2 separate regions of the Homo sapiens genome follow, and region 1 is linked to region 2. A link is an interaction called in ENCODE POLR2A ChIA-PET data of the cell type or tissue named here. Cell type or tissue: OCI-LY7. All regions are shown on one strand.

Region 1 (8,000 bases), 110 kb before region 2:
GGTAGAAGACTTTTGTAAGGTGAAAGCAGAAGCAAGGTAAAGAAAATCTCTTATTGGTTAAAGTGGGGCAGTAATGTTTTTTGGATCATTCCAGTGGAAAGTCCCTGGTTAGAGGTTGGCCAGGCAGTTCCTGATCGGTTAAACTTGAGTATTGGAAAGCCCCTAGGTAGGGGGTTAGTTGGTGGTTTCTGATTGGCCTAGAATATGACTGTTTACAAAGAGTTGGGTTTCAGTTTGTTTATGTAGGAACTCAGGGCATTGGAGCTGCCTTAGCCTAACGGCCTCCCAACCAAAATTACGCTGAGTTTGAAATAGGTACATGAAAAAATGCTGAGCATCACTAATCATTTGCATGCAAATGCAAACCATGAGATACCATCACACACCAATCAAAATCGCTATTATTTAAAAACCCCAAAAAACAAAAAATAACAAATGCTGGAGAGGATGTGGAGAAAAGGGAACTCTTACACAGTGTTTGTGGCAATGTAAATTAGAACAGCCATTACAGAAAACAGCATGGAGGGTTTTCAGCAAACTAAAATAGAACTATCATACAATCCAGCTATGATACCACTAGGTATATATCCAAAGGAAAGGAAATCAGTAATCAAAGAGATCACTGTACTCCCATGTTTAGTGCAGCACTATTTACAACTGCCAAGATATGGAACTAACCTAAGTATCCATCAACAGACGAATGGATAAATGTGGCAAATATCTATACAATGCAATGCTATTTAGTGATTAAAAAAAAAAAGAATGAAATTCTGTCATTTTAGCAACACAGATGAGCTGGGAGGACAATATGTTAAGTGAAAAAGTCAGGCACAGAGAGATAAATACCATACTTTCTCATTCATGTATGGAAGCTTAAAAGGTTGATCTCATACAAACAGAGAGTAGAATAGTGATTACTAGAGGCCAGGAAGGGTAGGGGGAAGGGGAAAGCCAGGGGTGGGTTAATGAATATAAAATTGCTTTTGCAAGAATTATAAAAGTGAGAAAAATCTAACCTGACTCCATCTTGCTTCTAACGTCACAAGCTCACTCCCCTGCTCATTCCTGGGCATAGGCCAAGCTAACTATGGGAGGAATTTAGCTTATAGTTTAACTTTGAAGCAAAAATGATAATAGTCCCTCTGCAAGCTGACCCCCACGGGGGACTGAAACCATCTCTGTAAGACAAATGAAAGGCCACAAGGTTAGGATTATGGGAAAAGACTGAATTCTGCTAAGATGTAGGTGTAGTTAAATGATAACCAGCCATTGTTCCCTAGCTTATTTTGCCAGGCTGGAGTGCAATGGCATGATCTCGGCTTACTACAACCTCTGCCTCCCTGGTTCAAGCAATTCTCCTGCCTCAGCTTCCCAAGTAGCTGGGACTACAGGCACGCACCACCATACCCAGCTAATTTTTTTTTTTTTTTGTATTTTTAGTAGAGATGGGGTTTCACCATGTTGGCCAGGATGGTCTCGATCTCCTGACCTCATGATCCACCTGCCTCAGCCTCCCAAAGTGTTGGGATTACAGGCGTGAGCCACTGTGCGCAGCCCGTTCCCTAGCTTACTTTTCTAAAATTGCTTACTCATCAAGAGTCATGTAGCTGGAGGTTACAAAATTTGTAACTTCCCCAATTACTCCTATAGATAACATCACTGTTGTAAAACCTAAGATTGGTCTTTAAGATATTTTTCAGACTTTTGCATTCTGGCAACCAACTGACTCCACTCGGACCTGTTACTCATACCAAGGAACTGACTCAACCGGTCTTGTGACCCCCACCTAGAAACTGATTTAGTGTATGAAGATAGCTTTTGACACCTCTATGATCGCAACCCCAACCAATCAGCAGTACCCGTTCCTTAGCCCTCAGCCTGCTAAATTATCCTGGAAGACCCTAGCCTCTGAGTTCTTGGGGAGGAAGATTTGAGAAATATCTCTCGTCCTCTGATCAGCTGCCTTGAGATAATTAAACCCTTTCTCTACTGCAATGCTGCTGTCTCAGTGTATTGGCTTTTCTGTGCAGTGGGTGAGAAGAATCCGCTGAGCGAGTAAAAGCACAGGTAGATGGGAGGAACAAGTTCTAATGTTCCATAGCACTATAAGGTGACTATAATTAACAACAATTTGTTATGTATTTTTCAATAGCTAGAAGAGTGAATATTAAATGTTCCCAACACAAAGAAATGATGTCTGAGGTGACAGATATGCTAATTACTGATTTGAGTATTATACATTATACACATTTATCAAAATATCACTGTACCCTATAAACATAAAATTATTAGATGTCAATTTAAAAATAATAATAAAGGAAAAGATTTAAATACAATAATAGAATGCTTTATAATTAACCCCCCCCCCCCCCAAACCAAAACCAAACAAACAAACAAAAATACTGGGCTTGGGGAAGTAAACCAATAAATGCACACCCTTGCACTCCACACACTGTTCTTCTCACAAAGAAATACACTCATTTTGTAAAGAGTTCCAGATAACTCTCCTGTAGGGTTTTGCTTAAAAGTTTAACCTCGGCCAGGCATGGTGGCTCATGCCTGTAATCCCAGCACTTTGGGGGGCCGAGGTGGGTGGATCATGAGGTCAAGAGATCAAGACCATCCTGGCTAACATGGTGAAGCCCCATCTCTACTAAAAATACAAAACATCAGCCAGGCGTGGTGGCAGGTGCCTGTAGTCCCAGCTACTCGGGAGGCTAAGGCAGGAGAACAGTGTGAACTCGGGAGGCAGAGCTTGTAGCGAGCCGAGATTGTGCCACTGCACTACAGCCTGGGTGACAGAGCGAGACTCCGTCTCAAAATAAATAAACAAATAAATAAATAAAATAAAAAAAAGTTTAACCTCACAAAGCAAAACAACTTTTTTTTTAAAGGAAAAATCTCATTTAATTGATGTTGGGAAATTATTTAAGTCAGTCCCTGGTTCAGAGTATTTTTCTGGATCCAATTTCTAAAAGATGGTCTCCAAATTTGTATCTCTATTGAATGAAAAGTGCTTCAATTCATTAAAAAGTTAAGTTTGTAGCTGTTAAGTTGCCTAAATATTCAGTCTTTGTAAAAGGTATAGGTGTGTATCTTTGTTAAAGGAAATGCTGAATGTGAACACATTTAAAAATAATAAATTATGCAAATGATTCTTTTAAAGACTTCTAAGCAGTTCAAATCAAGGAAGAACAGTGTCATGCTTTATTATGCTAATAAAGCAACCAGTTAAATAAACAAACAAATAAGCCCGGTTCCCAAGCAGAGAACAAAAGGCTAAACCAAAGCCTCAAGGGTAGTTCTTTTCCATTTCAAAACCTTGAAATGTTTACCTGGGAAAGAGGAAGGTGCCTCTTTTCACTAAGAAAAATTTTCAAAATAATATTCAGTGCATGTTTTGAATGTATCTTTTTTTTTTTTTTTTGCCAGAAAATCACCATTACTTCTTTTTTAATTAGGAAAGTTTTAAAATTGTAGCAAAATACACATAACATAAAATTCACCATCTTAACCATTTGAAGTGCACAGTTTAGGAGTGCTAAATACTTTCACACTGTTGTGCAACCATTCTCCAGAACTTTTTCATCTTGCAAAACTAAAACTCTATATCCACTAAACGACAATTCCTCATTTCCTCCATTACTTTGGTTTTTCACAAGGTTTTATGTCTTGAATGAAATGATGAAAAACATGGCTTCCATTTTGATATGAAACATTAAGGGAAAAATAAATTTAAATGTAGAAATTTTGTCAGCTTTTTTTTTTCTTCTCAAGAATGAGACCTGAGAGATGGCTTACTAGATAGAATAAAGGATGTGAGTTCCAGCTTTAAAAAGACCACACTCTTGGAGGCTTCTTACACTACATGTTATTGATATTTGAAGCAAGAAAGGTATGTCATATCTACATAAAGAAATGTATCCAGGACGTATAATTTTGGAGAAAAAGTACATTTGTAGTATACTAATCCTAAAATGCATTACCAGAAAGATTAAGGTCAACACTTAGGAGAATAGTTACAAATTAGTCCAACATACATACATTGCTACCATGGGGTCCTTTTCTACTCAGATTTTAAAAGGAGTTTATTGTTAGTCTTATTTATAATTGGATATTCTTATGGGAATATTCTTAGGGGAGAAGAGATTTTCTTTTTTCATCCACTGCTAGGTTAATGGGGGAGAACCCTATAACAGAGACTAGCAAGAGAAAAACATACACATTTATTTACTGTAAGTTTTATGTAATGTGGGAGCCTTCAGAAACGAAGACCTCAGCCGGTCTCTGTGGCTCAGGCCTGTAATCACAGAACTTTGGGAGGCGTAGGTGGGAGGATTGCTTGAACCCAGGAGTTTGAGACCAGCCTGGGCAACACAGTGAGACCCTGCTTCTACCAAAAAATACAAAATTTAGCAGGGCATGGTGGTACACGCGTGTAGTCCCTGCTACTCAGGTGTCTGAGGCAAGAGGATCCCTTGAGCCCATGAGTCCGAGGCTACGGTAAGCTATGATCATGCCACTACACTCCAGTCTGAGCGACAGAGAGAGAGATCCTGTCTCCAAAAAGAAAGAAAGAAAGAAAGAAAGAAAGAAAGAAAGAAAGAAAGAAAGAAAGAAAGAAAAGAAAGAGAGAGAGAGAGAGAGAGAAAGAAAGAAAGAAAGAAAGAAAGAAAGAAAGAAAGAAAGAAAGAAAGAAAGAGAAAGAAAGAAAGAAAGAAAGAAAATGAAGACTTCAGAAAAGAAGGAAATCTGTGTATGATGAAGAGGAGACAGTCATGGAGAAATTGATTTGAGGACAATTGGGTCTAATCTAATAACAGTAATAAACTGGGAGGAATTAACAAGGCCTGTTGTTCTTTGTGTTCCTCTGTCTTCAGAGATAAGGACATTCTTTTCCTTCAGCTATGGGGTGGGTACCTCTGCAATGAAGGTTTTATGACTTACTTTAGAGGCAGGTCAGAAAATTCTTTATAGCTTGCTTCAGGCAAGAAGGGTGAGGAGAAGGTCAGAGAGACCTTCCTGCTTCTGTTGTTGTATCCAATGCCAACGTGCCATATTTTGGGGTAGCATGTCCTGAATTCCATCATTTACTCTCTTCTCTCTTGTAATCAGCATGAACACAAAGGCATAATAACGTCTTTAAAAAATCCTTCTAGCTATGTATCCTTCAGAGGTAGGTCAAGTTTTGATATAATTAGACATATCTGGCTTCAAATCTGGCTTCTACTGTGTACCAGGTATGTGAACTTGGATAAGTTAGCTAACTTCTCCATGGTTCAGTTTCCTCAGCAGTAAAATAATGAAAATGGTATCTATCTCTTAGGATTGTTATATTGGTTTCAATGAAAACATGCTTACAATGTGATTATAAACTTACAACTTAGTGTTTGGCACTTAGTAGGTATTCTTTAAATGGTAACTACTAGCATCATCCATCATTTACTCTTTATTTCCCAATGCCTTTGTCAAAAATAACTCTTTTCCAAAATCTTTTTTTTTTTTTTTTTTGAGATGGAGTCTTGCTCTGTTGCCCAGGCTGAAGTACAATGGCACAATCTTGGCTCACTGCAACCTTTGTCTCCTGCGTTAAAGTGATTCTCCTGCCTCAGCCTTCCGAGTAGCTGGGATTACAGGCACGCGCCACCACACCCAGCTAATTTTTATATTTTTAGTAGAGACAGGATTTTGCCATGTTGGCCACGCTGCTCTCAAACTCCTGACCTTAGGGTGATCTGCCCGCCTGGGTCTCCCAAAGTGCTGGGATTACAGGTATGAGCCACCGCGCTCGGCCTCCAAAATCTTTTTTGATTTGACATAGGTTCAAGTTGCTTGGGAGAAGGAAAAAAAAAAAAAGCAGCAGCAGTAGCAAAACTGTTTATGTGTTTCAGTACATGCTCATGAGATGAGATGGTGACTTAGAGAAGATAGAGGCACACAGAAGGGACCTGCTGAGTATGGTATGCAAAAAGGGCTGGCAGAAAGCTTGGCTTTTAATAGCAGACGGCAGAGTTCTGAGACAGCTAGTGAGAATCCAGGACAGAAGGATGAGGTGTAAAGGGAGTGAACCCTCTGGAAAACAGTGAAAAGCAGAAATGAAGATTTTAAATTTCTTTGTGGAGAGGAGGGAAGAAGAGAAACCTGAAAAGCAGAAAACAGGTGGTGTGCCGAGGTCAAACAGTAAACTAAAGACATTTCTGAGCATATAGAGGAAACACTATTAAACTGGAGTTCAGGTTGTGCAAGAATAGTTTGAATCCAGAGTTGAAGAGTAAGGAACTCTTATTCAATACTCCCATTAAATGAGAGCCAAGAGGAAGACAGAGAAAGTGAAGAAGGGAGGGGAACGATAAAAGCAGGAAGGGTATTAATGCTATAAGTGGTCAGCTTGTGCCTTCAGGTTAAAGCCAGCTAATAGCTAACATTAACTGAGCAACTACTGATATGTAAAAGCATTGTTCTGTTTTAAGGGCTTTATGTTACTTCATTTAATCATCAAACAGCCCTCTGAGGCAGGTGTATTATTATCCTGATTTTACAAATGAAGAAAGTGAGGTACACAGGAGTTTGAAACCAAGTAATCTGGTTCCAAAGCCCACCTTCTGACTAGGACCTGAAAGCAACAGAACTAGATAAAGGGACAATCAACTTAGAAGACAGTGATTCAGACAACGTCCAAAGGCAGCTGATTACTACTTTAATTCTCTGTAAAGCTTAATATGTAACTGTTCTTGTGAGCTCCTCACATCTGTAGTTTGTCTCTTTGAATTATGGGTGTCCAATATTAAAACAGAAGTGTGGGTGGGGATAGCCATGGAACCAATGGAAGGACAGACACCCTCTGTTTCACTTGGGCTGGTTTCCTCACCAGCCCCTACACATCATATTCTCATTCTTAGGTTGGAACCTCCTTGAAGTTAGTTCCTATCTGAAAACTTTTCTTTTCCTGTTTCATCTTCCCAAACTTTACTCAACCTCCAAGACCTCCTTTTTCTCCCTTCTATAGTTCCAAATTCCTCACTAGATTCCTGGTTAGTCACATTTATCAGTGAACTCAGAAACCACTTAGTTTCTTTTCAGTGAGGGTCTGTCTTGGGTAACCTACAGATATTCCTTACCAGCAAAGACCATTTTGTTATTTCCCCAGTTAGGAATTCAATTCAATTCAACACCCTTCCATGGAGTTGTCTACTATGTCCAAGGAACTAGACTGGAAAATGGAAGACTCCTCTTTGGGTATGGTGTAATGGAGACAGCAGGGGGTCTGGAGTCTGTCCTGGGTTTAAATATCTGCCGCTTGTTAGCTGTGTAATCTTGGAAAATTATTTAACGTCTATGAGCCCTGTATGAGATAAGATACATGAAAGTGCTGGACCTATAGTAAATGCTTAATAAATGTTCATTTTCTCCCTCCTATTTCTCAGCAGCTAGATCCTTGTGCTTCTTTAATTCCATTGGCTTTGTTCTAAGCTTTCCAGGAAAGAAGTTTCTTGCTAAAATCTCTGATCCACTTCTGAAAATAGAGGATCGAATTCTTCCTTGTCTGTCATATCAAAAGTCAGTCCTGATATTGGCCCAAATTGGTTTTTGGACCATTTTCTCCATACCAAGAAAGCAGTGCAATTCACTGCACCATTTAATTCTGCAAGATAATTTAACACCTCCCTTCTATGGATGTATTCTCTAGAAATTTAAGGCTTCCATTGTTGCACTGTTGCAATGAGAATAATTTTAGGATGTTTCCAACTGATAAGTACACTGACAACTCCACTAAGATGGACAAAAAGGAAATGCCAAAAGAGAAGGAGATGCTTGTTTTACAACACTTGTCTTAAAAGTTTGTGTTAATATTTACATCATCTCTAATGAAAAAGAAAAGTCTAGCATACTGGTCCAAATCCTGTTTTGAGATGCTACAGTGCTGATCTAATAGGCAGGCCATTTCCAGATTGTAGTAAGTGGCATGTTCTTATACCAAGACCAACTTTTAAGCCCCTTGG
Region 2 (8,000 bases):
ATAGTTAGAAAACTACTTCTGAAAGTTGGGAGAAGAGTTAGGAAGACTGGTTGTAGTAAAGATAGAGCCCAGAGGTAAAATAGACAAGACCAAAATGGACAGACAGATTGAAACAAAAATTAAGATATGAACAAAGAAATAATTTTTATTTTTAAAAGATTGCCATTATCTTCCTAATATAAGGTAAAACGAAAACATATTAAATGTTCATGGCTTAGATTTTCTAAAAGAAAAAAGCTTTGACAGTAAATTACATATTTACTTCTTAGAAAGCTTCACACAAATTACTACAGTAAAGAAAAAAACTGGCTGGAGTTAAAAATACCTTATGTCAATTTACCAGGGTCAATCATTGTGTGCTTGTCAAAAATTCAGGTAGGAAAGTTCCTCAAAGTAGAATTGCAGGGTCAAAAGTTTTTGCGCATTTTTTAAAACCTTTGATAAATACACCTAGTTGCCCTCGTTTACTACTTCAGACTATCTTTACACTCAAATACTTGTTTCTTTATATTCTTATTGCCACTGGGTATTACATCTCTGCTACTATGTTACATTTTTAGAAAGGAACTTTTTATTTAAATTTAATCTTCTTTTGTCATAAGTGAGGCTTAATATTTTCTTATAATTTTATTAGTCATCTGCGTGTATAGTTTTGTGAATTGCTTGATTATATTCTTTGCCTACTTTTCTATTATGATCAATGTTCTCATTTCATGGATGGAGAAACAGAGGCCCAGATAGGGTAAGTATTTTTCTTAAGGCTTTATAGTAAATGAATCACCTCTATGGAGTTAAAAATTTAAGGAACCTTCTCATCTTTCTAATACAATAGGAAATACTGATGAAGTAGACAGGATGTGGGTTAGCATGTCAGCAACATAGACTCACCATACCCTCCAGCCCATTATCACTACCACACACTTTAATTTAATTTAATTTATTATTATTATGTTTTTAGACAGAGTCTCACTCTGTTGCCCAGGCTGAAGTGCAATGGTGTGATCTGGGCTCACAGCAAACTCCGCCTTCCAGGTTCAAGCAATTCTCCTGCCTCAGCCTCCCGAGTAGCTGGGATTATAGGCACCTACCACCATGCCCGGCTGATTTTTGTATTATAGTAGAGACAGGGTTTCACCATGTTGGCCAGGCTGGTCTCGAACTCCCGACCTCAGGGGATCCGCCCAGCTTGGCCTCCAAAGTGTTGGGATTACAGGCATGAGCCACCGTACCCGGGCAAAAAAAAAAATTTTAGAATATTTAATACTTCCAGAAAAATACTGAAACGTCATAGGATAAATCAAAATGTTTTCGGTCTTTACATGTATTTTTTTCAATTTTTTGTACAATTTGATTTACATATGGGAGGTGATTAGCCTCTTTTTGGTGGTTGGTTAGTGCCTCTAAAGGTCTTATTCTAGCCTTGTAAGTCTATCTAGGATAGATAGAATTAAAGCAATATATGGAGTTATAACACGTTTCTGAACAGGAAAGTTGAATCTCTGTTTAATATCCATCCACTCCATCAACATCCTTTACTAACGGAATCTGGATTTTGCACTGGATAGTCACTGCCCAACTAAAACGTGATATTCCAGCCTCCTTTGCAGCCTGTTGTGTATAGAGGGTGGGCACGCTACAAAGTTCTGGCCAGTAAGAAGAAGAAATCTAGTGGGTGGGTCTTTGATATGGTGATTGTTGTTTAACCAGTTGGCACGTCCCTTTTCCCCCTTGTCTTTCTTCATATTCTGGAATATGTAGGAAAGGCTTCTGTATGCCACCATTTTGCAAGCAGGAGGAAGAAGGCCATATACTAAGGATAGCGGAAAAGAAAGAGCCCAGAACCATTGGTATCATGGAGCCACTGTAGCAGCCCCAAATTGCCTATTAATAGAATAAACCCTTATTCTATTAATCTTTTCTTATGGTTTTATTGCAATAGGAGCATCTTTTGGATGTTCATTAAAAATGAACTAAGAGAACCCTAAGTGATACTGCTGTAACCTGCCAAAAGTAATGATGGAGAGTTAAGAAGACTGGCTGCCAGGAATAACATGATAAATGTTACAGTGAAAGTGGCTGCAGGAGAGACAGAAGGGGACTTTAAAAGTAGAACTTTTAAAAACAAGCTCAACTCATGAAAGAAATGACCAACTCATAAATATAGTGGATGACTCAAGCCTAAAAATACATGTAATTTAACAGAAACAATTATCTTGGAAGTGAGGTAAGAATCAACCAAAGTCAATATATTAAATGTCTATATGTAAAAAAAACTGCTTTGGCCGGGTGTGGTGGTTCACGCCTGTGATACCAGCACTTTGGGAGGGCAAACTGGGCAGATCACTTGAGGTCAGGAGTTTGAGACGAGCCTGACCCACATGGTGAAACCTCGTCTCTACTAAAAATACACAAATTAGTCAGGCATGGTGGCAGGCACCTATAATCCCAACTACTCGGGAAACTGAGGCATGAGAATCACTCAAACCCGGGAGGTGGTTGCAGTGAGCCGAGATCCCGCCACTGCATTCCAGCCTGGGTGACAGAGGAAAAAAAAAATTGCTTTACTTCTCTGAGAAACAAATAATACAATGTCAAGGAGTCAGAGGTGCCATCAGTGGGTTAGGAGGACACAAGCAAACAGACTGACTCTGGCAACTGATTTTCTTTGATACCTTTACTGCTTAAAGCTAGAGGTCAAGCTCAAGGTACTGAAGAGACAGCAGCATAAACTTCAAAAGAAAAAGTCAATATGGGGTATGTGATCATACCACTGATTACACAGAGATGTCAGGAACTCCACTTACTCCTGTAGCTGTTGATGAAAAAATAGAAATAGTAGCTACAAGCAGCAGAAAATGTGTTTCTAGGAGAAGAAATTATGCTGTCCAACCCCTGCACTGAGATGCAAAAGACAAAATCATGTTCTTGAGGAAAAATGGGGACATAGTTTTCAAATAATAAACTATATATTGGGTAGCATAAGAAATAATTAGTTTAATTTTACATAGTGGAAATTCAATCATATAAAGTCAATGGGAAAGTTTTTATACTGCTCAAATTTTATCAAATTTCCTATCATCCAGCTGGTGAAAAGACTTAGTTTTGGCCACGTATCTCCATAGAAAAAAAGACAAAGCATGGCTACTTCAAGTGAAATAGCCAGAAAAATAACTGATAACTCTATGAGTAAAGCAATTGCATCTTTTTGAGGAATCAATAGAATAGTGCTTGCACATTTTATGCCAACTGGATCGGTACCATTTCCAAGAATTTCTGGTCTAAAATAAGTTGGTAGTTGCCTGATACACGAGAAAAACTATTACCACTTCACATACATAGAAAAAAAAGACTGTTTCAGATGCTCACGGGAAAAAAAGGTCCCCATTAATAGGACAACTATGTATTTAGGTTAGAAGTGACAATAAAAATTAGGTTAATAAATTATTTTCCTATAAATAAGAAAGATCAAAGGCATATCTCTCTTGCTATCTTAGGCATATAAAATCCTTTTTACTAATCAACTAAGGCTGATCTCATACCTCTAATCAACTAAGGCTGATCTCATACCTCTAACACTACTGAAGTTTGACAAAAACAAACATTGATAAATTTAATGTTGTATCAACAGAACAGGGGAGAGAAGTCAGTGGTCAATTTTTCTTGCCAAGTAGTTTTGTCTGTTTTACGGCTCTTAGAAATTCTAGGATGCCTAAGCCAGTGCAATTAAGTGACACAGGCAGAATTCAAACCCTGGTGTATCTGTTTTTAAAGTTTGTGCCAGAAAGGATACCTAACTACTAAAAGTTACAAAACATGAACTTGATTATGGACCTCCTGTATCCTTATAAAATGTTTCCTTTGTTAAGGTGATATTCTCATTCTTCACATTTCTGTGCCTATGTTTCTTGTCTCCCTCCCTTGTGAGTTATATCATTGGCAGATTTTGAAGAAAGAGGTGAACACACTCAGTTCAGCCCCTTCTGCTCTCCCCTCTTCAGACCTGGCTGCTTATGCAGAAGGTCCATCCTGTTCTACTCTCTGCCACGCAGTAAGAAGCCTGCAGTTATGCAGCTGTGCTGGTGGCAGGAGTGATATACTAGTGAAGCTACTTGGCTGCAAATATAAAGTCATGTTCTCTAATCAGCTTTGTCAGTAATGACGATAGTATTTTCATCTCCCTTATTTTGACTCCCGTTTACTACTCAACTGGATCCAGATTCAAGAGGATAAATACGGAAAATCTTTGGCAAGGGATACACAATCTATCTGCCCAAGAGCAGAAATTCAGAAAAGCCTTTTGACTGTATGCAGTACCCTTTAGAGCACAGAACTACTGCATCTCCCTAATTTCCCAAATGTTTTAGCCTCTGATTATTCATTGAGATTCTAGTAATAAAGCAGTAATTACTGATCAAGAACTGTTTAAATGGCCAGGCGCGGTGTGGCTCCTGCCTGTAATTCCAGCACTTTGGGAGGCCAAGGCAGGCAGATCACCTGAGGTCAGGAGTTCGAGACGAGCCTGGCCAACATGGTAAAACACCATCTCTACTAAAAATACAAAAAAATTAGATGGGCCTGTTGGCGCGCACCTGTATTCCCAGCTACTTGGGAGGCTGAGGAAGAGGCAGAGGTTGCAGTGAGCCGAGATCGTCCCATTGCACTCCAGTCTGGGAGATTAGAGCAAAACTGTTCCTCAAAATAAAATAAAATAAAATAAAATAAAATAAAAAAGAACTGTTTAAAGTGTTTTACATGTATTAACTTCCTTAAAATCCCCTCAGCACTAACACGGTGAAACCCCTTCTCTATTAAAAATACAAAAAATTAGCCAGGCATGGTGGCGGGTGCCTGTAGTCCCAGCTACTCAGGAGTCTGAGGCAGGAGAATGGCGTGAACCCGGGAGGCAGAGCTTGCAGCGAGCCAAGATCGCACCATTGCATTCCAGCCTGGGCGACAGCACGAGACTCTGTCTCAAAACAAAACAAAACAAAACAAAACAAAACAAAAGAAAACAAATCCCCTCAGCACTAGGTACTATTACAAATTACCACTCTATAGACGAGGAAACTGAGTAACTGAGAGGTTACATAACTTGCTTACAGTCACACAGACAGGAAATGGTGAAGGCCATTTTAAAGTCGTCAGTCTCTCGAGTCTGTGACCTTAACTAGTTTCCGTCAGTTCAGTAGGTCTTAAGGAGACATTAAAAAAAAAAAAAAAAAAAGTCAGAGTGCACATAATGAGAATACTGTTTTGTTAAATACTTATTTCACTATGTGTGTGTCTGTTAGAGCAAGAGTGAGAGATAACGAAGAGACAAAAAGGGAGAGAGAAGGGGGAAGGTACAGAATACTTTTCTTATTGGGGTCAGAGTAAAAAAATAGGCCATGCTGTCTCTCCACAGGTGGGTGAAGAAATTCATAATCATTCTGATAACAACCTAGTATATGATTTACTCACTTCCCCTATAGTCTGACATACTAATAATTATTCCTAAACTAAGATGTCATCAATACTTATTATTAGATAATCTTACTATCTACAATACTACCACAGTTCCCAAATTGTGCACTGCAGCACCCCAGGGAACTCACAGGGGTACTGCAGAGCATTTTAAATTTTGAGAAACACAGTGCTGTCAGACAGTGTGCAAATTACTAGCTTGTGGTATTTCACAGTTCAATACGACATCATGCAAAATTATTGTTCATGATATTCCATCTCTTCGAAATTGAGTTTTTGATGGTTGCGGTGTATCTTAGTCTATTCAAGCCGCTGTAACAAAATATCATAAACTAGGTAGCTTATAAACAACAAAAAATTACTTCTCACAGTTCCAGAGGCTGGAAAGCCTAAAATCAAAGTGCTGTAAGATTCAGTATCTGGTGACAGTCCGCTTTCTGGTTCACAGATGGCATCTACTCACAGCTTTTCTCACACAGTGGAAGGGGCAAATGAGTTCTCTGGGGTCTCTCCTACAAGGACACGAATCCCATTCATAAGAACTCCACCTTCAAGACCTAATCACTCCCAAAGGCTCCACACCTCCTAATATGATCACCTTGGGGTCAGAATCTCAACACATGAATTTTGGGGGGACATAACCATTCAGACCGCAGCACTGTGACTAAAAGCACAGCACAGTTCTGCACAGAAATTAGCGTGGAACAAGAAATGAAGTTGGCAGTGGCCAATCTGATTCCAAGGTTTAAAAAACTGTGCCATGCCCAACAATCACACATTTGATGAGTAAGTAATAAGAAATTAAAATATTTTCTTTCAATTTATTATTACTAATATGTCTATTATTTTTTGACATGATTACAAACTGTTGGAACACAACAAACTGTTAGGAACTGTTAAGTATTTATTTTGGTCTAAAAGTCACGAAAAATTTAGTGATTGTGCTAGAACCAAGTAATGTTGGGAACCTCTGTCCTACTGCCAAGAAACTGACTTCCTTTAAGAAAGCTGTAAGATAATGTCTACCATCAAGTTTGAAGAATTTTCAAGTATTCTTTCAATTTATGCATGCAGAACAACATAAGCTGCTTTAGTTTTTTATTGAAATGTCCTAATTTTAATATAACTGAATAAAAGCATTTTTTTTTTCTTTATCTCAGGTCTTTATTTGCTGCTAATCTGTTGCAATACTCTGGGATTCATAGGAAATTTGCCTGTGAAGTAACTGCTACCATTCATGCAAATAATAATAATAATAATAATAACAATAGTAACAGCTAAAGAAGAAACAGAACCTCACCTATGAACACATGACTGTTTGGCAGCCCACTGATTCTCCTCTCGCCTCTATCCCTGTCAGAGGTTAGGACACTGCCCTGTCTTAAGAGCTACACTACTAGTTTTCAAATAATAAAATGATGTCTTATATGCACAATGACCATTCACACAAATGTGACCTTTGAGGTTTATCTCCTGATGTTTTGAACTGTTGTCAGTATTCAGATGGGATTTACAATGAATCAAAGCTACTGCTGGTCACACTACATTACATCTACAATGGAGTGCAATGAGATACCATAATATTTTCATTTGGTACTTTTTATTAGCCTACAGTTCAGTTCAGTTCTAGTCAATGAAATACACAGTACTTTTTAGGTTGAAAGCCTCTATTTATAATACTGCTTTAAGAAGCTTAGATGGAGGAGGAATACCACAGAGGACATTGATCCTCTGACCTAAAAAGCAAGTTAAAAATGCTCAATTTTAAATAAAAAAATCTTGGGTAGCAAAAAGGAATCATCAACTTACCTAAACAGTGATTGGTGACTAACTAAAGGGGCGCTCGGGCATTAGTTTAAAGCAAAAACCAAACACAGCTCTGGAACCGTCTTAGGTTTTAAAAGTGAAAACAAGAATATAATTTTTAGCAGGACGCAGAAAGGATGCACCCACAGCTAAAAGTAGTAGGACAAGCAGCTGCAACAGAAAAACTCCTTCAAACCAATGACATCCAAGTTAACTGCAGAAAAGTCACTTCACTCAATTTCAGTGTGCAACTTCTATTTAATCCCAACTACTAATAAACAACAAACACCTCACCTAACATGTTTACAGGGCCTGTGGACTCATTATTCATACAACACCACAAAGTGGGCAGCAGGGAGTTGAAAAGAAAGAAAATTCATGCCAAGTCAACCCAGGGTCAAATCACCAAGAACTTATTTTACGCAATACTCATTAAACTCAGTTATTCTTTTACTTATTGGTCCAAAATTAAATGACCTGATTAGCTATCTTCAGGAAAAAAACAAAGTTGATTTATCTTTCCCTTTAAGACAATCAATCCAAAGAAACTGACAACAGCTGAGCTTTAGTAAAACAGGTATCTTCTTAGCGATCAAAGAGATGAGACACAAATGAACACTGACGTGTCATAAACAGTCTCTAGGGCCTCACTTGCTCCGGAGCCCGTCAGCACTTCCCAGGATGCCAGCTGGGAAGAAGAGGGCATGTGCCCACAGTATCTCCATCTGAAA

What was found. ChIA-PET counts read pairs that join two places held together with the same protein. Peaks named below come from ENCODE experiments on the same cell type or tissue, not always from the same donor. Only the 100,000 strongest peaks of a DNase experiment are listed, where the experiment ranks them.
Region 1: POLR2A ChIA-PET joins it to region 2 with 5 read pairs; 5 of 35 experiments call an interaction of 5 or more read pairs at or near these places.

The regions. Positions count from the first base shown.
Region 1 is chr12:1,415,292-1,423,291 of GRCh38, reverse strand. The region is part of intron 17 of ERC1 (ELKS/RAB6-interacting/CAST family member 1); the gene reads right to left. Among named protein-coding and RNA genes, the nearest start is that of LINC00942, 81 kb to the left of the region's middle. RefSeq lists an enhancer at 46-95. In OCI-LY7, no CTCF peak of the experiment used is centred here; no DNase peak of the experiment used is centred here.
Region 2 is chr12:1,306,939-1,314,938 of GRCh38, reverse strand. The region is part of intron 15 of ERC1 (ELKS/RAB6-interacting/CAST family member 1); the gene reads right to left. Among named protein-coding and RNA genes, the nearest start is that of LINC00942, 190 kb to the left of the region's middle. In OCI-LY7, a CTCF peak has its summit at 5,596; DNase peaks (open chromatin) are centred at 4,038 and 5,138; H3K4me3 peaks cover 1,497 bases; H3K27ac peaks cover 4,781 bases.